2 separate regions of the Homo sapiens genome follow, and region 2 is linked to region 1. Evidence: read pairs that join two places in POLR2A ChIA-PET (ENCODE). Cell type or tissue: HepG2. All regions are shown on one strand. Each heading gives the region's core, and the rest is flanking DNA. Links, peaks and the distances in the headings are about the cores only.

Evidence for each region. ChIA-PET counts read pairs that join two places held together with the same protein. Peaks named below come from ENCODE experiments on the same cell type or tissue, not always from the same donor. Only the 100,000 strongest peaks of a DNase experiment are listed, where the experiment ranks them.
Region 2: POLR2A ChIA-PET joins it to region 1 with 5 read pairs; 1 of 35 experiments calls an interaction of 5 or more read pairs at or near these places.

The regions. Positions count from the first base shown.
Region 1 is chr2:45,324,890-45,335,648 of GRCh38, reverse strand. It overlaps LOC105374577 (a long non-coding RNA gene), which reads right to left and starts at 4,360. Exons shown (of 2, transcript XR_001739448.2): 1 at 3,710-4,360; 2 at 2,072-2,838. In HepG2, for the core only: a CTCF peak has its summit at 6,141; DNase peaks (open chromatin) are centred at 4,838 and 6,148; H3K27me3 peaks cover 1,714 bases.
Region 2 is chr2:45,252,928-45,263,686 of GRCh38, reverse strand. LINC01121 (long intergenic non-protein coding RNA 1121) reads left to right here and starts at 8,746. Exons shown (of 6, transcript NR_033831.1): 1 at 8,746-9,020. RefSeq lists enhancers at 5,962-6,534, 6,535-7,108. In HepG2, for the core only: no CTCF peak of the experiment used is centred there; DNase peaks (open chromatin) are centred at 6,156 and 6,971; H3K4me3 peaks cover 1,333 bases.

The DNA of each region.
Region 1 (10,759 bases), core at 4,629-7,128:
CTCTCTGGTGCTGTGGCTGAGCAGGGTGTCACCAGTGACCTGGGGAAGGATCCATGATACACTTAGAGGATTAGAGGCGACATGGGGGAGGGGGCGGGAGCCCTGATGACCGGCAGGATGGGGGGCTGGACATCACAGAGCTGGGAGTGAGAACACCCAGCTCTGTCTTCTCTTTCTGCTGTGGCTTTGCCATGTTCCCAGCCTCCTCCAGGTTTCCTTTTCCCAACTGCAAAAATAAGACTTCATTTACAGAATCTTAGGTTTACAAGGTGCTTCCAGAAGACGTGTGCTCTGGTCCTTGCAGCAGTGCTGTGAGGCAGAGGGAGCAGGAAGCTTCATCTCCATCTTATAGATGTAGCACAAACGTTGAGAAGCTTCACAGGCCTCACCATAGGGTGATAACATCTCAGAGCCCACTCCCATCCCATCCTCTAGCATTTTCTAGAAGTTTCCAAGACCTCATATGAGTTCTTAAACCAGTCTGTTGGTTTCAGACTCCAGGCACAACTCACCTATCCTTCCTGCCCAGCTTCTGGGACACAAGTCCTCACCCCTGCCCCTTGGCCCTCCCACATCCCCTGCAGTGTCAGTGCTGGGTGAGGGTCACTCGCCGGATGGTCCCAGGGTACGGAACTCCTTCTTGCCCAAAACCAGTGCTGCTCTTGGCCAGCCTGGCCTTGAGAGCTTTGCTTAGCAAGAGCCTCCTGAGCGTTCTCCCAGCTTCTGCTACTGACCCCGCTAGCCACCCAAGTCTAAGCAGTTTGATCATTCCTCCAAATTCCAATCTTCTCAACCCTTCATGCTCACCTTGACCTTCAGAGCTTCTGAGAGTTTGAACAGAGCCAATTGAGCCCCCCTGGTAAGTCTGGGGCACAGAATGGGGCTGGGGAGGGGCGTCAGCCACGCGAACAGAGCTGCCTGCCACTAAGGTCCTGTTACACAGAGGAGGAGACTGGGGCCCCACGTCACTGAGCCTGTGAGTGACCGGGTGAGAAAGGAAACCTCCACCTTCTGAACCCAGGCCAGTGCAGATGAGAGTCATACCCAGTCCAGGGAAAGGGAAAGCAGGCCTCCGAAAGAGCACATGCCAGTGCCTGGGGCTGATTCTGAAGGCCACCCTCTCCCCCAACGCCGGCCTTCAGGCCCAAGCACCCTGGGGCGCTCCCAGGCGCAGGTGGGCCATGGGCTGCCCGCATCCCCACCGCTAACAAAGGCCCCGCGCCCTGGCGGCCTCCCGAGGCCGGCGGCCTTTGAAGCGCACAGCCTGGATTATTTAATATAATGGAACAGTGCAACCTGACCCATCAGAGACATAAATTTCCAGGTGTTTTAAATTTGTTTTCCCCGTCAGAATGGTAAATGGCAGATAGTAAAATTCGGCACCAGGTCGTGGCTGTGGGTGCAGAGCTGGCCACAGGCTGAGCTCCTGCCACTCCAGGGTGGGCTTGGCGGCCTAGGCAGCCCAGGGTGCACCAGAGGTGGCCCCGTGTCCACGGACTACCCTGGACATGAGGCTCCGAAGCTCTGAAAAGGATCCTAGGCCAGGGCTGGGTGGGGATCCCGGGTCCTTAGTTTCAGAAGGAGTCTCAGGGTATCTAAGTCTTCTGGCCATGAGGGTCTCTCACCCTGACATCTGTGCAGAGAAACCAGCAGCCCCACGCCCCCTAGGTTAATTGAGGTGTGAGTGCCTGTAACACCCATAACGAGGTTTCTATTGCTCTTGCCAAGTTCCATTATGGACGCATCTGCTTTCTGATTTTTCCAAGATGGTTTGATTTTTTTTTCTTTAAGTCCAAACTACAAAGGAACAGTCTGCACAGTAGCTTTTTGCAGAAGGTAAGAGATGCTGACTGCTTTTTCCAGACCCCTGCTTTTTTGAGATGTGTCAGAATCCACAGGGCGGCTGCTGAGGATAGATATTACTCCGAGTGATTCTGGAGAAATCTGATCCTCGCTGCCACTCCCCACAGGGCCCTTCACCCTTTTCCCTTCAAAGTCATAAAGGATGTCTACCTTTGTGAGGCAGATTCCCCTGCCTGCTACCTACAAACCTGTGATCTGTCACTTTGAATGGATAAATCATTTCATATTTATTTCCCAAATGGAAGCACTGGCTCAGAGAAGGTGGAAACGCCAGAAATTAGTGTAATTTAGGGGATGGAAGTGGGAAGGCCCTTGTTCCTTACCAAGATAATTGTCATTCTCTACTTGCTTTGGGGATAGGGCCTTAAACACGGATAGCTTCTGGTGTAATGAAATAGTTACATTTTACTGATAAAGTTCTCTCTATTGGTCCAGCGTTGTGTGTGTGAGTGTGTACATGTGTGTGTGTCTGTGGGGGATTGGGACCAAGGAAACCCAATGCAGATCTGTGAGACAGTAGAGACAGTAGGCGTCAGCTGGCCCTCGAACTTACCCTCTGGTACCCACAGATGCGCACAGCTCACAAAGCTGTGTATGGAAGGTGTCAGTGGAGCAGGGACAGTCGTTGGGACTAAGAAACTCAGAAGCTAGAGACAGGACAGACTCTTTCTGGCCTCGTGGTGAGGGAGAGGCTTTCTGGAGGAGGTCAGCCTTCAGGCTGGGGCTAGGGAGATGCCGAGGGAGGGGCAAGCATGAGCTCAGGAAGGAGGAAGGCAATGTGCAGTTGGGGCTAGAGGACAGTGAGAGATGGTGTGTAAAGACCAGAGCCTGGTGGGGCAGGACCTCAGGTGTCCTGAGAAAGCTGCTCCCCTGCCTGTTGGCCTTGCAGTTGTGTTTTCAGCCTGGAGTTTCTTCCTGATGACATGGCCCCAAGAGCAGGAGAGTGCTTCAAAGGTCAACTTCCTGGGCTCATTCCTGGAAACAGGAAACAGCGATTAGCAAATCAATTAATTAAGGCCCAGTAAACCACTGGATTATAAAGAATGGTTATTTGTTAACTGAAGACAGACCTTGGCCCCTGCTCAGAGGTGTGATTCTGGGAGAAGGCTGACCAGGAGCATGCTGAAGACAGAGGCAGGACTACCTATGTGTGAAATTCCAGCAGCCCAGCTCTGCTGATGACAGAAATGGCCATAATAAACCAAGGAGGTCACAAGTCAAGCAAATAATTTGGTTGACAAATAGGAGTATAAACAAGACCTTGATTAATGAATTTCCTAATAGTTCTCTGTTTATTGACATTAGCTCAGCTTGGTCATTAAGCCTGACATTGCCCATATATGTTGCATAGCATAACACCTTCCATTCATTCTGAGACTGCTTTGTAGCTTTTTGCCTGGATGTTTTATGCTTTAAGTCTTGTCTCCCTCACTGGGCCAGGAGCACCTAGTTCTGAGAACCCTTTCTATGCTTGCTGAAGAAAGAGGAAGGTCCTGGAGCTTCCTGTGAGTGGTAAATAGAGAAGTGAGAGAAGAAAGAAAAGCCTCCAGCTTCAGCATCTTAAATCCTAGGCATTGGGCTGGGAATCAGGGTCCAGCTCCCTCTCACTGTAACTATTGTTTCCCTTTTGGACTAACCTGTTGTACCTGGATTGCTCCATCTTTGAGGGGAAGGGCTCATTCTAGAAGGCCCTTCCTCCTCCTGGTGTTACAGGCATTGAAAAGGGAACACTGAATGGGCAGGAGAACGGAAAACACACTAAATAGAGCGAAGGTATCCCAGAAGAGCATGAGCTTCTCTGAGGCTTATCTTGGCCACCACTTAGCCTGCTTCTAACTGAACTTACCAAAGTGCTTTGGGGGACCTTAGCCATTGCCTCTGATGTTCAGAACCTAAGACGGGGTTGTCCTGGGAAATTGCCAGCGTGCCTAAAGTTGATCACCAATCCCTGGCCAGAGGACACCAAGAGCCCCTGTTATTGTCCATGGAATGGGAATGGGCTCTGTCAACCTGGGCCAAGAGTCCGGCCTGGAGCAGCTTTGTAGGCAGCTTTAGCAACACGGTGAAAAGCAAAAGCAGGAGGAGTTGAAGCTGTAAATGCCAGCTGTATTTTTATTGGTCGTCTGCAACTTCAAAGCTTTCACCTCTTTAAAGGAGGCCCACGCAGGTATCCAGTCGGCTCTCCGAGCTCCCGGCCTTGATGCCTTATTGATTTTCAATGTGGCTTGACTCCCAGGTGGGCAGACTTCAAACTGGTCTGTATTTTTCTGCTGTCATGTTTCCATCCTTGTTAGTTTCCATCTCCAGCAAGATCCTGGGCATGTTTGAGGGCAGCTTTCCTTCTTTGGCTTTCTCTCAATGTTCTGGACAGCATTTCAGACATCCAGGGCCGCCACCGCTGGAGTTGTGTCTTGTGTGATTAATACCCAGCTGTGCCAGATGCTGGCAAGTGCAAGAGAGAAGATGCAGCCTTGCTCTCAAGGGATTCACACCCATCGGTCCATCTAAGTGTTTTCTCAGTGTGGTCACTAGGGAAGGTGTGGCCAGCGGTGGAGGGTGGGGCTGGTCACTTGATGCCACCACCCCCTTTAACACATGCTCTTCAGGACTGACCTGAAGCTGCCAAGTGTTTACTGAGCTGTTGTTTGCCCAGTACCGGGGAGAACAAACATTCATTCAGTGCCTACTACAAATATTCATTAATACGTTCATTAAGTGCCTGTAGTAGGCCAGGCACTGAGCTTTGCTGATATTTACTAGTAGCTTTATCTAAATTTCATGTAAATTCTATGCCACTCTGTGAAGCAGGTTATTCTTAGCTCCCTTTTATAAATGACCATGCCGGATTGCAGGGGTTTAATAATTTGCCCAAGCTTACTTCACAAGCAAAAGGCTGAGCAGGGTCTGAGCTGCTCTTGCTTGAGCACACCAGGCTGGACTGGGTGTCTGTGTGTGTTGGGGAGGAAAGGGTACAGGAAGCTTGTCATCTCATTGGCACACAAATCCTATTCATGTGGAATAAATGAGCAAGATGAGGCATATGTGTGGCAATAATAACAAAAGCAAACATTTCTGGCTGGGTGCAGTGGCTCACAGCTGTAATCCCAACACTTGGGGAGGCTGAGGCTGGCAGATCGCTTGAGGTCAGGGGTTTGAGACCAGCCTGGCCGACATGGTAAAACCCCGTTTCTACTAAAAATACAAAAAATATCAGCTGGACGTTGCACGCCTGTAACCTAAGCTACTCGGGAGGTGAGGCACGAGAATCGCTTGAACCCTGGAGGTGGAGGTTGCATGAGCTGAGATCATGCCGCTGCACTCCAGCCTGGGCAACAGAGTGAGACTCTGTCTCAAAACCAAACCAAACAAAAAAACCAATAGCAAATATTTCTATAGCACCTACCAGGTGTCAGGGACTGTTCAAGTGTTTCACCAATATGAGCTAATCCGCATGAGTGCATGGAGGCCCAGAGGAGTTGGGTAATTCTCCCAAAGGCACGCAGCTGGGAAATGTCAGAGTTGAGATTCAGACACTGTGTCTTAAACACTTCATTGAGTGTCAAGACGGCCAGCGAGGGGCACCAGCAGTGTGGACTGAGCAGTGCCTTCTCTTTGAGAGCTTCACTGCCTGCTTTCCCAGACTTGACCTCTTCTAACCTCCAAAGAGCTGTGAGGCAGTGGCCAGGCCTCAGTGTCACCCTCCTTGATAGATTAGGCAGACAGATATCAAGTGGGTACTCAGGATGACCCAGACCACAACCCAGCCTCCTGTCTTTCCACTGCTGGGGCTTTCTAGAGGAAAAAAAAGTATCTTATCCAGTTGGGACATTGAAGAGATGTTTGGTTAGAAGTGTCTCACCTGCAAATCTGGGACAAACAGATCCAGAAAAGCGGTATCCTAAGAAGCTGATCCAGGAAAGCCAGTTCCTCGCCTGCAGTTCCATCTGCTCTGGCTGCCAAGGGAGCTGGGAAAGTGATTTTTGTGACTATCAAAGAAAGAGGCAGTGTAGGTTGGAGAGGAGGCTGGGTCCAGGTCCTGGGGGAATTCCCTGGTGCCCTGGGCACAGGCCTTCTGCTCTGCAGCCTGCCTGGCTCAGCCATGCAGGAGGAGAGGCCTTTGAAGTCACAGACCACCAATAAAATTGCAGCTGGCAGCAGGAGCTTACAGGACTCCAGGCGTGAGATTTTACACCACTAAGGGGCTAAGCCAGTGTTGACAGGGCTTGGAATGTGCCCTGGACTCCTTTTTCTTCTGCAAAGAGCCACTAGGGTGCCTCAGACCCTGGCTACCCTGTCACCCAATCAATCCAGGCTGCAGCAAGGGCCCGTGAGTCACCACAGGGAAGCGAGAGGAGCAGCTTGCAGTGTGGACCCAAGCCTGAAGCACATGCAGCTAACGGCTACAGCGCTGCAGGCTGTGAGCCCAGGCTGGGTTGGGAGGGCACAGGCGAGGCAAGGCTGTGTGACAGATGTGAGACCAGCAGCAGGGGAGAGCAATGAGGATGGGAATGGTTGTGGGGAGGAGATCATACATGGTGGCCCTTTAGGTTTCAGTATTAGCAAAGGCATGGAGGCTGGAATAAAGGAGGCACTGTTGTTCTCCTTCCTCCCCCTCTTCTTTCTCCCTTTCCCTTGTCCTCTACTTCCTCCCTTTTCCTATAGTCTTTAAACTGCTCTTTACATCTGCCCCAGTGCTGGGCATGGCCCCGTTTCTCCTTCTAAGGAGCTCAGGATCTGAGACAGGCAGCATCCTCAAGGCTGGGCTTTGGATCAGGACCTGAAGAAAGGGGATCAGTTGATGCCAAGAGAACCTGGCCAAGCACCATGACTGCCCAGAGAGTCATGAGCACAGTGGGAGCAGAGCTGACCTTTGGCATCATCCTCACCCCTACCCAGAGTTTTCTCTGAGCACTCGCTCCCTGCCTCTTGGGAAGCAGCTACTGATGCATCTCTTCTGAGGCATTTGGTGATGGGTGGGTTCACTCCCTTCAAGGATGGTGAACAGCAGGAGCCCCAGGGATTGAGCTGAGTGGGGAGAGCCATTATCTGGATGTTGTAACCAGGAAGAGGAGCTGAAATAGATACCAAACAAACACAGGAGATGGGCAAATGAATGAGTAGGGAATGAGCCTGGAGGAGGAGGTTCTGGGAATGGGTCAGTGCCTGGGGTCTTCACTACGGCACTCCCCTAGACCCTAACCTAACTGAGCCAGGAGATCAGCAGGGCTTGTTTTCCTGACCCTGCTGATGTAGGAAGGAAACTGTCCACAACCAGCAAGGACTAGGAATTATAATACATTTGCATGTTACAAGATACTCCCACCAGCACAGTGATGGTTTATAAATGCCATGGCAATGCCCAGAAATGACTTTATATGCTTCTGGGAACTGCTCGCCCCTTTTCCGGAAAGTTCATGAATTACCCACCTCTTATTTAGCATCTAATTAGGAGTAGGGGTAAATATACCTAGCCAGCAATCCACCAGTGCTACTCTGCCTGTGGGATAGCCCTGCCCTGTCTGTGGAGCAGCCATTTTGTTGTATGCTGTTGCTCAAATCAACTTGCTTCCTTTCACTGTTGGCTCATGCTTGAATTATTTCCTGAGTGAAGCCAAGATCCCTCTTGGGCTAAGCCCCAATGTTGGGGTTCACCTGCATCATAACCAGTTGTCCCATTTGGGCAGAGACACTTATAAGAGTAACCTGGTTAAAGTTTCCAGTGATGGAACAGGAACCTTGATGGCGGACTATGGAGTCTGCAGGGGGCACGAGAGACTTGTGAGCAGGGAGCTTTGGTAATGTACCTGCACACACAGGTCACACTCCAAAGGCAGCCTGCTCATTTTCCCCTCCTCCTCACCCACCTCACCCCCCATGTTGGTCTTTTATGAAGAATTGTCCTCAGCAGGGAGAGGACAGTACTAGATCAGGTTGACTCCTCCAAACTTGCAAAGCTGTTGTCACTAGTATGATTGTTTGTCTTGGAAAAAGCAGACTCTTCCCTGCAGCTATAGCACTAAGAAAAGGGCTGATTGAAGAAGGGCTGGTAGACTCAGGTCAGACACATAAAGAGAACTGTTGTCTCACCCACCAGGGTTGGTGGGCCCAACTCACCATGTCCTGTCTAGAACCACAGGGAAAAACACCATAATTCTGGTCAGGCACTGGGGAAATGGGGATATATTAGTCTGTTTTGTGTTGCTCTAAGGGAATATCTGAGACTGAGTAATTTATGAAGAATAGAGGCTTTTTTTTGGCTTACGGTTCTGCAAGCTGTGCAAGGATGGGACCAGCATCTGCTCAGCTTCTGGTGAGCCCTCAGGAAACTTTTAGTCATGGCATACGGTACAGGGGGAGTGGACATGTCACATGGCAAGAGAGAGAGAGCAAGAGAGCTGCCAGGCTCCTTTAAACAACCAGCTCTTTCATGAACTAATAGAGTGAGAACTCACTCATTACCAAGAGGATTGCGCCAAGCTATTCATGAGAGATCTGCCCCCATGATCCAACATCTCCCACCAGCCACCCCCTCCAACACTGGGGATCACATGTCAACATGAGGCTTGGAGGGAAAAAATATCCAAACTATATTGGAGATTGGGGGACATTACTTTATCCTGAGTGTTGAGCTTCCATATCTGTCATCAAATCAGCCTTAGACATCTCACTGGAATCTGATGAGGAATTGCTGCACCTACCGGCTATGTGCAGACACCTGAATACATGACATGATGAATCAAGCTAAACCCATGTCCACTTTTTGCTAATTGTTGAGAAAGGCTTTTAAATGTGGAGAAAATCTCCTTCCAAGGACATTGAGCAGGAAATTATTAAGTATGACTAATATGAAACTGAGGCTGGCAATTTAAAAACGAAGTTTACAGAATGCGCGCAGCCAAATGAAGGCTGATACCCTCGAAGTGGTCATTATGCATTGGGATGTGCATATTTTGCTACATACTCTGTCTTGTTCCAAAAAGAATTTGAGGTGCCAGTCAGTAAGGACTGACTTTAGATATTGCTTAGTGACCCTTGTTATGTGTGGTAAAACATTTGATCAAATTGTGCCCAACATTGAAGAGAGATCATATGCTGCCTGAGGTTTGTGGCAATAGGGAAATGATGACAGAGATTCAGATTCTTGGTGTGTGTTGGGTTGCACCTTGTTGCTTTTACGAAGTCTGGTAAGAATGCGGTGAAGTTAGGGTGGCATGAGCTAGATTGCAAGAGCAGATGAGCAGGAACGGGACTTTGTGCTGCTCTCTTGCCTGCAGCCTGGAGTCTAAATTGACTGAGAGTTCAGTAATTTGGAGCCTTGCTGGGTTGAAAAAGCCAATTGTTTCTGTACTTGAAACTGAAGCAAAGAGTAAGTGGTAAGACTTAGCAGAGGATAAAATTAGTGTTCTGCCATACAGCGATAGGGAGCCTGCTGGTCTAGGTGGGCTTAATGAGGGCTGCTTTCCACCCAGACCTATGCTTTCAGATGGTCTCAACATAGTTACCATAAAACTATGAGCACTGGCAGAGCTCAGCAGGCAGTATGTGAAAGAACAGTTTATAGGTTTAAACATTGTGAATGGGCAAGAGCTTTAGTGGTAGCTTTTTACATATGGAATAACAAAAGTATTTCACATGTATTTGAAGAAATGATGTTATCAAAAGAACCATAATCTTGGCCTAAAAAAGCTTGTTCAATCCTTAAAACCATTCCTGGGTACCCAGTCCTGCAACAGCAGGACGGGGCCTGCAAAAGCCAGGTAGTTCTTCAAAGTGCATATTCTCCAATGGCCACTCAGATGTGGCCCAGGAGGACAACGGACATGAAGGTGTTTCTACCAGGGAGCAGAACAGGAGTTCCAACAATGGAAGGAACTTTAGGCTGATTATTTTGGAAGCAAAAGCCCTATGTTAAGGGTATACACGCTTCATGCCGAAAACTTAGAGAACTGAGATCTATACCTCCCCACACCAACCTCCCCTAAAACCCTGCAAATTACCTGTTATTCTATCACATTTGATGATTTTAGTATAAGCAGGCTTTTTGCTAGGAACATCTATTTACGTATTTATTTGCTATGAAAGTTGATTATGCTGTATTTGCTATTTTATATTCTGCTTTTTAAACTTAGCAATATATTATAAATATCTCTTTTTATTAAATATTCTACTCGAGCTTGATTTTTAATGGTTGCATAATCTACTGTGTGGATCTCATAAAGCTGGGAATTCAGATTTTTAGTTTTCTTATTTTAGGATACATTTCTTCAAGTGGAAATGCAGGGCCACAGGAACTGACATTTTTGTGATTTGATTTGATTCAGACCCTACTACCCTCCACAGGCATATTTTGTTTTTACTAGTTTGCACCTCCCCTGGCAGTCTTTGAATGTCCCCATTTTCCCACTCCTACCACACCGGCTGCCACTCATTTTCACCTTGGGGATGATGTGTTCTGAGACCAGCACTGCTTCTCTGCAGTGAAGAGCTATGGCCCAATATTTTCTTTTCTTTTTTTTTTTTTTTAACCTTGGCTCTGGCCACCCTGGAGGATGGTATACTTTTTCCATATTCACGCTGAAGATCTTTCTTCGATTATCTTCTTGCTCAACTGAACAGAAGGCTGAGGGTAACCATCCATGTGATGTTTCCAACTTTGTACCTCATTGTCCAGTATGGCCCAATGGGTGGTGGGTTCCTGTATCTTCTGGAGAAATCCTAGATGCTCCCTCAGGGCAAATGCCCTGAAAGAAGGGATGCCCTAGGGTCCCAGCACACATAGAAGGGGAATCATCCAGCACCCAGTCCTTAGGTTCTTACAGATGGAGGATACAGCACCTCTCCTAATAAAGAGAATTATCCAGCACTTCCAGATCACTCCTATCTACCCTGGTGACCT
Region 2 (10,759 bases), core at 4,871-7,370, 72 kb after region 1:
CTCTATATGGATGAATGTCCTGTGATTACTTCCCTTTGCCGATTAGAATTCTCAAAAGTGGAGAGAGATTCTTTCTTGCTCACTAGAAGGTATGAGGTGAAGAGCTACCAAGGACAGACCTCTAATTAATTCTCATCAGGGTGTCCCCTGAGGGAATTCAGTTCTCTCCTTCCTCTGCTCCATCCTGTTCCCCACGTGTCATGACCTCAGCAAAAGACAAGTTCAGTTCCCACAGGTGCACGGGCCCACTCTCCTAAATGAAAGGGAAGAGAAAAGTGTTGAGGACTGATCTCCCCTCTCCTGCTCCCGAAAACAGGAAGCAGGCTGGGTAGATTGACTTGATACAGAGCTATCAGACTGCTGCTTGCTCACACGGGGACCTTTATCACTGCCAGTCATCAGCGCTCTGGTGAGCTCATGAATAATGCATTTCCCAGTGATTTCCTTCTTTATTTGCTAGCCTGAGGCAATATTGATTGAAAAACCGTCTACATAGCTGAGCTGTGTTGTGGCAACATTTATTGAAAATGATTTGGAGACAGAACACACATATGTTTATCTCTACATAGGTATGTTGTTGTCTGTTGTCTTTGGATAATGACATTTGTTTAAGGGGCCGCTGCAGTTATTCAGCAATGTTTTCAAATCGAAGGTGGATTCAGGTTGGAGCCCTGAAACAGCTGTATGGTGTGGTGGATCAGGAAGATGAGGCAGAGTGGGAGGTGGACTGGGAGGAGAAGATGGACGGGGAGGAGGTTGAGGTGGATTGGGAGGAGAAGGTGGATTGAGAGGAGGTGAATTGGGAGGAGGTAGACTAGGAGGAGGAAAAGGTGGACTCGGAAGAGGTGAGGGTGGACTGGGAGGAGGAGAAGGTGAGCTGGGAGGAGGCAGAGGTGAACTGAGAGGAGGTGGAGGTGGACAGGGAGGAGGAGATGGTGGATTGGGAGGGGGTAAACTGGGAGGAGGTGGACTAGGAAAAGATGGCCTGGGAGGAGGTGGAGGTGAATTGGAAGCTGGTGGGTGACAGGAACAAATACAGCAGAGCCAGTGAGGACTCAGGAAGGGTCCCAGGATTAGAACCGCAACATTAGTGGTCATTGTACTGAAAGCAGCTCCACTCAATGTGGAAGGAGATGTGCAAGTCATGAAATGGAGACAGCGTATGCGGAGCCTTCTTTTTTCACAATTTGAGATTTAAGAAAAGGTGAGAAAACGAACCCTACTGCTAACTAAGAAGACTTTTTGGGAGAACTGTAGCCTTCTTGAGCAGTTTCCATAATATGCCATATGTGAAAATACCTTCCCAACAGCAGGGAGCCATATGGATGGAAGAGTTTTAGGTCCTGATTATTAATAACAGCAGGATGCTGCAGTCAGTGGATAGGACAGACCTAAGCCTTGCTGGCCAGCTGCAGGGGGCTCTTCACCTCTCTGAACCTCCAGCGCTTCTTGGGCTCTCTCTAGAACTTCAGTAATGGTGGCTTCTCCACCTCCATCATTGACAGGCCCCAGAAAATGAAGACTTGAGCTTTGAATGACTGGGAGAGAAGAGTGTGAGGGAACACAGCTGAAGGAGCCTCCCTCTCACCACCCACTTCCTGTGACACCCTTCCAATACCAATCTGGCACTTGCTGAGCACTTGCTGAACTGTCTCTGGAGCTTTCAGAGGGAAAGCCCAGGGTGGTAAGGGGAGGGCTATACAGAGCCAGTGCATGCTTCGGAAGGAGAATCAAGTTCCCTGAAGAGGGTTCTCTCCTTGGAATCCCTGAAAGCTTTTGTGACAATATAATTAAGTGGGAGGCCACGACAGCCTGTCAAATTCTAAGTGTGCTTCTGGCTCACCCGAGGTGGTGGGTGGGGGAGTAGGGATGGGAGCATCAGGCCTGCTATCAGCACAGAAATTCCAGGTATGCGCTTCTCTGTCAGTTCCTGAGAATCATAAATGAAGTAAGCAAAGGCTCCGAGCCGGGAGCCTTCAGCAGATGAGGATGCCAGCTACCCACCAGCACAGGCCAGCCCCTGCAGCTTCAGCTGAACAGAGCAGCTGGCCTTGGCCTCTGCTCCATCCAAGCTCAGTCTCCTCGTCGCTAATAGTGGTTAACACTTACGTTGTTTCACTGTCTCAGCCCTTTGCAGGAGCGTTGCCCGCAGGTCACCATCACATTTGCCCCTTGAATATGGTGCAGCCAGGAGGGGCTTTTGCAGCCAGAGGAGGGAGATGAAGTAGGCAATGCTTGCCTCTGTCTCTCCCCTCTGTTTTGGGTGCTCCTTCCCACCCAGACAGGCGTCTGTCAACACTGCCCCATCCCCACCCCAATCCCTTTCAATGTTTTTGGGATGCTCACGGGCCTTTGCCTGTGCTGTTCTCTGCCAGGAGTGCCTTCCCTCTCTTTGTTCACCCTTCAGGAGTCAGCTTGAGGAGCCAGGAGTTATCCTTCAGAAGTTCATCCATCACCCTGCCAGGGCAGGACAGCTTTCCTGACCCCCATCATGGGCTTTCAGGGTATCTTCTTCGTCCTGTCACAGTCATAGTTTCCTGTTCTTTGGATGATTGTGTGACTGTCTTCCGAAGTAGGCTGTAGGCTCATAGAGGCAAAAGACATGTCTGCTTTTTTTTTTTCTTAAAGATACAGTCTCACTCTGTCGCCCAGGCTAGAGTGCAGTTGTGTGATCCTGGCTTACTGTAACGTCAAACTCCTGGGCTCAAGCAATCCTCTTGCCTTGACCACCCAAGTAGTTGGGACTACAGGTGCATACCACAGCACTGGGCCCTTGTGTCTGCTTTTGTTTACCCTTGTTTTCCTAGCGCATTTAGCAAAGCGCTGGTGCAAAGTAGATGCTCAATTTTTGTTTAATGAATGAAGGAATGTCAGGGCTCCTTCTGGTCCTCTTTCAAAAGGGATTTGATGAACTTATTCACTCTGAGAAGTTAGGGAGCCAAATGTATTTTCCCACTTGGCACATTTGCTCAAGGAAGAGAAATCTAAGAGAAACCTAAGTAAGAGAATGGCTAACACAAAGAAATACGTCTCCAATGGTGTCATTCCGGGTATCAGGTGCAGACAATATTTGGGGTCAGGCAGCATTGCTAGTGCTTTAAACCTCCATTTGCACAACCACCGACTTGGCCAACATATATAGGTTGCCCTTGGTTCCTACTGCTAATGACACTGGGGACTCTACCTTTTTGGTACCCAGGTGGTCTTGGAGACCTCAGTGTTCTGTGTTTTGGACTTCAGTTTACCGCATTTGCTGAGTAGCAAATGGAACTGAGAGTTTGCACCTTCCTCCCCCGACCTTGTTGGGTGGGAAGCTTGAAGCTGGAACTCCTCTGCGTGCTTGTTTCTTTGCTTTTGCTTACCTGAAAGGAAGAGGCTGGAAGGGAAGGCTTATTTCCTCTGCAGGGTATGGATGGCTGCAGCCTGCACCAGCAGACTTGCGTTTATTTGAAATTGCTCTGCGGTGGAAGGCGCTCTAATCTATCATGCCTCTGCAAATGTCAATTGGAGAAATGTGAGTTCCGTATTTATAAAGCCAGAAAAATGGGAGCTTGTCCCCCCACCTCCCAGGTGTGCATTTATGCACTGATGAATGACCCCAAAGTGAGTTTGTTATAGAAAAAGTCCGTGCCAAAGGCAGAAAGCTTGCATCTGGAAACACAGTCTGACAATTAGGCCTCTGAGCCCAGCGGCCAGCCCTCAGGCTCCACTGCTTCCTGGCTTTGACTATCACGTCCTTAATTCTGGGGTGAACTCAAGAGTTTTGGAATTTGGATTCTCATTGTTTCCACAGTACTGTCCCCAGAGGCTGCTTTTTTGTTTGTTTGTTTTTGGTGCTGGGGGTGGAGTTTTAAAAATCTTGGAAGCCTATAAAAATTAGTACAGAAGAACAAAATTCTTACCCCGGTCTTGACAGGGAGCCCTGGCCCTGCCCACCTTCCCTTTGGGGAACATACATTCCTGTATCAAGACATGACCCCGATCCCGATTCCTGTCCCAGACCGCTTCTCCTCTCCAAACTAGCTTCTCCTTTCCTGCCCTCTAAACAATGGCACCCTTTATTTTAAAAAGGAGGGTGAAATATCGACACTTCCAAAGTGCCATTTACAAAAGGGAACAGGAGTGAAAAATTAGGACAAGCTAAGCCAAAAATGATGTGCCCCTCTTGGGCTCCTGCAGGTCTCTCTTTTCAAAGGGTATCCCCAGGTGAGGTCTGAGCTGAGTCATGTCTGACAAATCGGTGCCTTGTGTTTTATGCACTGCAGAAAACATAGCTGCTGTGAAAGGGTTAAAAACGAGCACTCTTGGTCGAGAGCCCTAAGCGACAGACAGGCACGTTCAGTTTCAGTCAGTTTCAGTCGGAAAGAAAGACAAGTGTTTGGTTAGTAACTGGATCTGGCTGGAGCTGGGTTTTGGCCTCCGGTCCCTCTGCAGGTTGAGGAGCTGGGGATGGTCCAGTTCTTGTGGTTATTTGGAGGTGGAATCAAGGCAGGAAGCCCTGGAAGCCAGGGCCTGGGGAGGTGCTGCCCGCCCCTCCTTTACACAGAAGGACACCGAGGTCTGGTGAAGGCCGGGGAGTTGATCTGGGCCATCCTGGTTAGTGGCATAGTAAAGACAAGCATGAGGAAGCCTCACTTCCAGTCCTTGTGGGTTGTATTAGAACATGGACTCAGGTAGCCACAGACTCAGTGCTGTTTCAGCCACTTCTTGGCTGGCTTACCCCCTGCAAATCCATTCTGAATGTACCTCTCCATTCAGAATCTTCATGCGTGAAAATGGGTTCAAAAATACCTCTTAGGCTGGGTTTTTTTTTTTTTTAATTAAACGAGACAGTTCATCTAAAGACTGGAGGCTTAGGCATTCAGCAACATGTTCATTCTCTGGCTAGCAGGAGTTCTCCCAGGCTTGGGAGCATTCCTGCAGATGGAACAGCAGCTTCTGGAGCAGTAAGGATGTAATTAACCTCTGAAAGCCAAATCCAGCATCCCCGTTGAAGTCCTATACACTCTCCATACAGTCCCTTAGTGGAAGAACTCCATATTAAAGGGAAAGGTAAATGTAATGGGGGGAATAAAAGGGCCTTTTCTGCGCAAAGGGGAACTCGCCCCAGAGAAACTCCCAGTGAACAATGCCCAAAGCAGGCCTGTGAAGTTAGTGAGGCCTGGAGATTAGAAGGAGGAAGGAAATAATGCTTTTCTTGTCTTGGCCTGCAGTGGCAAAAGAGAGCAACAGCTGGTGGGCATATGCAGCCTGTTAGGGGCATGCTCCCATCACACAGAAGGAAGTCCTGCCCAGCACTGGCAGGGCCCGGGCAACCACTGGGGAGTGGGTGGTCCGGGGGTCTCGGGAATCAGAGCCACCGCTGCCAAGGCTCTGGACCCTGCATTCACTCCCGGCGACTTGAGCAGGGCTTCCCTCCCCAGCTCTAGCCCCTAAGGCTTTTCCCCTTCCCAGGAGGTGTCGGATCCAGTGATGCTATCGACAGAAACTCTGAGGAAGCTGGGGGTTTATTTTGTATCGACTTCAAAACGCATATGAATATCTCCCCTCTAGCTAGGTCCGGATGGGAGACTTTGGCTCACTCTGCAGGCCAGAATCTGTTTCCCCAGCCAGGCTGGACAGTGAGCGGCCTTCTTCCCCTTCCACATCTTCCTTGGTTTTCCTTTACCAGCCTAAAGGATCAAACTCCTGAGACATGGGCCAGGGCCGCTTGCTCGGCCCCTCTTGTGCCCTCAGCCTTTGAGCCGCTGGACCATGTGACAAGATGCCCAGCATTAGCGTCTGCTAATTAATCCAAAAGCTGGCTCCCCGTTGGCCCATAGAGTTTTACAAACCTGAATTAAACGAAGTGTTTATGTGACAGATATGTGGGAGGATTTCAGATATAATCACCATCAATCTGGCTGCAGCCAAAATAAATTCTGTGAAAAGTAAAACAAACTATTGCACAGACAAAGTAGGCCTTAGGGGTCTCCAGCAATAATCTGTGTTTTCTTATTTAGCTGTGTCTAATATTTCTGCTCTTTTCAAAGTGGATAGGATCTGGGCACACAGGGCACTCTTGCTGCAGCTGACAGAGGTGGACACACGCTCCCTCCCGCTGAGCGGAGGCAGAGGGGAAGGGATGTTGCATATTTACATTTAAATTCTTAGTTCAAATAAACCAGCTCTGGCTAGGCAAGGGGGAGGGGAGGGAGCTCAGCTGTCAGGTCCAGGCCTGCTGCGGTCCCCTGTCCTCCAGGCTGCCTAGGCTGGGCTGTGGTTGGGTCAGGCAGGAGGAGGTCAGAGACCTGGTCATCCAGAGAGCGCTGGCGAAGGAGCCCCAGGACACCGGGGAGGCTTTGGGAGCTGCTCTCCTTCAGTTATTTCAGCACTCCTGCGAGGAAAGAGTGAGGAAGCCCTGGCATAGTAAGAACTTGCCCAGCTCTGTGGTGAGGCTGGAGTTTGATCCTGACTCTGAAAGCCCGTGCCGCCTCTCCCCACAGTGCCTTGGTAAACGGAGAGGGACTAGACCCAGACATTCCTCTGGGTAAGAAGCCTTTCAGCACCTGGGTCGGCCTGGCCCAGCCCAGCTGCCCTGCTCCATGTTCCTCCCGCTTCCACAGCGGGAGCTGCTCCAGGCTCCTCTCCTGCCATGGCTCCGCTTGTCCCCATTTCCCAGCCTAGGCCTGAGCTGCAGTTGGGGATGCTGAGGGTCTCCAGACTTGGTCTCCTGAGCTGCCTGTCCCACTCTTCAGGTAACTGAGCACAGTGCTAGCCTGGTTCCTGAGCTGCAGCTCCTGTTCCTGCTGCGTCCTGCCCCCACTGGCCAGCCTAGGGCCTCAGCCCCACAATGGCCAAGACTCCAGCTTGCTCCATTCAGACGTCTGGCTGCTTGAAGCCAGCCTCTGGCTTGGCATCCTTGCTGAGATTCCACAACTTCTGGGCAACCCTCTCTTCCCCCACCACCTCCCCCCACATCCCTATCCCACTGCTCAGAGTCCACTTGGCCGAGGACTAGAAGAAGCCATGCCCAGTGAACTGAATATCTGTTGCATCAGACTGCTCCTGAGGCCCCGTCCTGGCTCCTGCGCTGCTGCATTTGTAGACCTGGGGCTACATCATGTCCCTTCCTTAGCATCTGGAATTGCTGTGTATAGAATGCTCAGTGCTATTCCTTACTGCTCCTGAGATGTGAGAGCCGCCCTGAACATCTAACCATGTTGGGTGATTCTTTTTTTTTTTTTTTTTCCATCTGCCTCTCTATTTCTGTTTGCAGGAGCCTTATTTAGAGTTAAAGGGCCCAGGCCCAGGGGGAAAAGATCAGTGACTCAGGCCACAGCTGTTCCTTCTGCCCTGGACAAAGGCAACAGAGTCCCTGCTCCCTGACAACCCCATAGCACCAAAGACAGTCTTGGTTCTATCACAGTTTAGCTTATTCGCACTTGGATAGACCAGAAAGAAAACTTCTATATGAAATAAAATTATGTTGTAACTTTGCAGACCATTCATTCAGTAACGTTTATTGAGAGTCTACTACATATCAGACACTATTCTAGGCCTGTAGGGTACATCAATGAATTAAAAAATCCCTGCCATCATAGAACTTGCATTCCAATAGGTATGAACAGATAATAAATAGCAATCATAAAAAATAAAAACCGCATACAGAAAGCAAAAAAATGCCATAGAAAAAACAGAGCGGCCTAAGAGTGAAGGAAAATACTGAAGTCGGGGGTGGGTTACATGTTCAAGGAGGGTGTTTGGAGCAGGCCTTATACAGAAGGTAAGGTTTGAACATAAACTTGAGGGAAAAGAGGAAATTAGCCATGAGGGTATCCAGGAAACGTCATTCCAGGGAGAGGGAACAGCCAGTGCAAAGACCCCAAGGCACGAGTATGTCTGGCATGTTTAAGGAACAACAAGATAGCCGGAGTGGCTAGAGGGAAGTGAGCAATGAGGGAAGTAGAGGGGGGTGAGGTCAGAGAGATCACAGGGGCCAGATTCATATATGGCACTGCAGGCACTGTAAGGGTTTTAACTTTTTTATGTTCCTACTTCAGCAAATTAATAAAGATCAGCCTCTCTCCTTAGTCAAGCTAGAGTTCAAGAAATTCAACAAGAATTTCTTGAATTTGTATGCCAAGCCCTGAGCTCACATTAATGAGCAGAATATTCTCTGCCTTTACGAAGTGCAAGTTTGGATCCAAGTGTTGGCAGCAGCATGTGCAGAGGAAAGGGGTACAGGACCAGGGGTTAGGAGACCTGAATTCAAGGCCTGCCTTTCCACTTTACCTTGACCATTCACCAAACCCTGGCTTTCTGTCACTGGAGATAATTACTTATGCCCTGGTTACCTCCTAGGTCTCCTCTGTCCCTTCCCTTGGGTCAGGTAGATGGAGTCCTTGTTGTCATCTTTGCATGCTCACTGCTCTCCCTGTGACCTCATTGGCACTCACTTTGCCTGGTGAGAACCAGCGTCTGCCATTTATTCATATCTCTAGCATGAAAAACACATCCAGGGGTGTCTGCTTTGCAAAGGAAATTTACCCATTCCTTCTATTTCATGCCTTCCTGATCAGATAAAGCTGCATTTGGTGCTAACTTTTAAGTCAAGTATGCAAGACTCCAACCAACAATAACAAAGACAGGCCCACAGGTTGCTGAACCGGGTGAGCTTTTAAAATGCATTCAGAGAGTGTGAGGTTATTAATAAGGAGACAAATATCTCATTTCAGGCTACAAAGCAGACCCCACAGTGGGGCATGGAAATGCTGGGCCCTTCGAGGTTAGCTTAAACTGAAGAGAGGAACTTGGTTAGAATACAGACATCTCTGATGCTGTGTCCCGGATGTTGAGCTTCCAGCTCTGATGGCACGTTCTGTCAACTCAGCTCTGTTTTGAGTGGAACTGAACACTCAGTGATGGCTAAAAACAGCAGTTGACTAAACTAATTAAGCTACATGTAGACGGTGACGGAGGCGGAAAGATAGGCCGAGACAGGCCCTTTGGAAATTATCCTGAGCATTCTTCTTTTACAGGTGAGGACACCAAGGCCTGTGGGTCACATTGTGATTTTGTGATAATGATGAGACTGAAGTTTCAGTTTCCTGGTTCCCACTCCAATGTCATTTTCACCATGGGTACATTTGCCTCCTCTGGAGTCTCAGTGTTCTCAATGTCCTTTCCTATCTGTGTGACTATGGTCTCCTGGGCCCAGAACTAGCAGAATGGACACTTGGAGATTTTTGGGGGTACAGTGATGGAGATGGACTCTGTTGGTCACAGTGGAAAGGACATTAGCTAAGGAACCTGAAGACCTGGGTCCGAGGCCTGGCTCTGCACTTATTTCCTGAGTAACGTTTATTTTTTCGTCTGTTTTTTCAACTGTAAAACATGAAGTATAGTTAAGAGAATGTGTGCTAAGGAACTCTGAAAACTGAAACTACACATGCAGATTTTATGACCATTATTTTCCATCTCTCTTTCCCAGATTCCAACGTGGTGTTTGTGAGGTCATGGCTCTTAATTAGAGGTGAGGTCTTGGACCAGGGGATGTGAGAAAGCCGGCTGTCCTCAAATGGGCCCGACATGGGACCCTGGCCTTCATGGTCATCTACGCAGGGCTTCTTCTCCCGCTCACTCCCCACTCTCTATCACACCCCCAGCTTGACAGCCTCGCCAGCTTTCTCAGCAGTCCTCAGGTACTCCCCGCCTTCAAGTTTATCCTTATACCTGGAAATTTCTCTTCTTTTCTTGGGGGAACTCCTCCTTTCCTTTAACATGTTAGCATTCCTTCTTCACTAGGACTATTTCCTACTTCCCAGGACAAATTAGTTGCCATCTCCTCTGTGTGGTGGTGAAGAGAATGAACTCTAGAGCTAGACCATGTGGGTTGAAGTCCCAGCTCTGCCACTTACTAGGGGTTTGCCTTGGGCAGGTCATTTAGTCTCTCTGTCCCTCAGCTTCCTCACTGATAAAATGGGGATAATAAAAGAATCTATATCATAAGGTTATTCTGAAGAGTGAACAGTATAAGTTAAAGCATTTAGAACAATGCCTGATTCATGACATGTGCTATTTAAGTATTTTCTGCTATTATTATTAGAGTACTTAATATATCTTATGCAATATAATATAATAGATCACATATCTGCCTTCCCTACTCAGACTAATAGAGCCAGACGAGAGTCTTATTTTTCTGTTTTCTTAGTGCTTAACATCATGTCAGGAACATATTAGGTGCTCAATAAATGTTTGTTGGATAAATAATTGGGTACAGTGTACATGGTCAAGTGTGTGACATCATTCATGTCAACTTTTTCCCAGTAAATTTCGTGGGACAAACAGTCTATACCTCCGTGGCTTTGTATGAATCATTGTGGGATTTAAAAAACACTCAAGGCATTTTGTTTAAATAAATAACAAAAGAAAGTTGTCCTGGAATTTTAAACAGTAGAACTATAATATGAAAACAAGTGAAACTCATTTGGCAATAAATTACCACTTGGAGTAGTGGTCCCAGTTACACTGTTCTTGACATGGTTTCAAGAACAGAGTCAGGGCTGGGTTCTGTTTGAAGAGTAATTTTTAAAAAAGAAGATCCCCCCAGGTTGCTGGGATCATATGGTGTGATTCAGTACAACAAAGGGCTTAGACAAGTGGACACGGCCCCCAGAAGGGGACAGGCAAGCTAAGCAGATGCGGCGTGGGGGTGAGGTCACGGTGGAGTTGGGGTTATAATTTCCTGGAAGAAGTGGGTTTTAAGCCACTGGTTCCA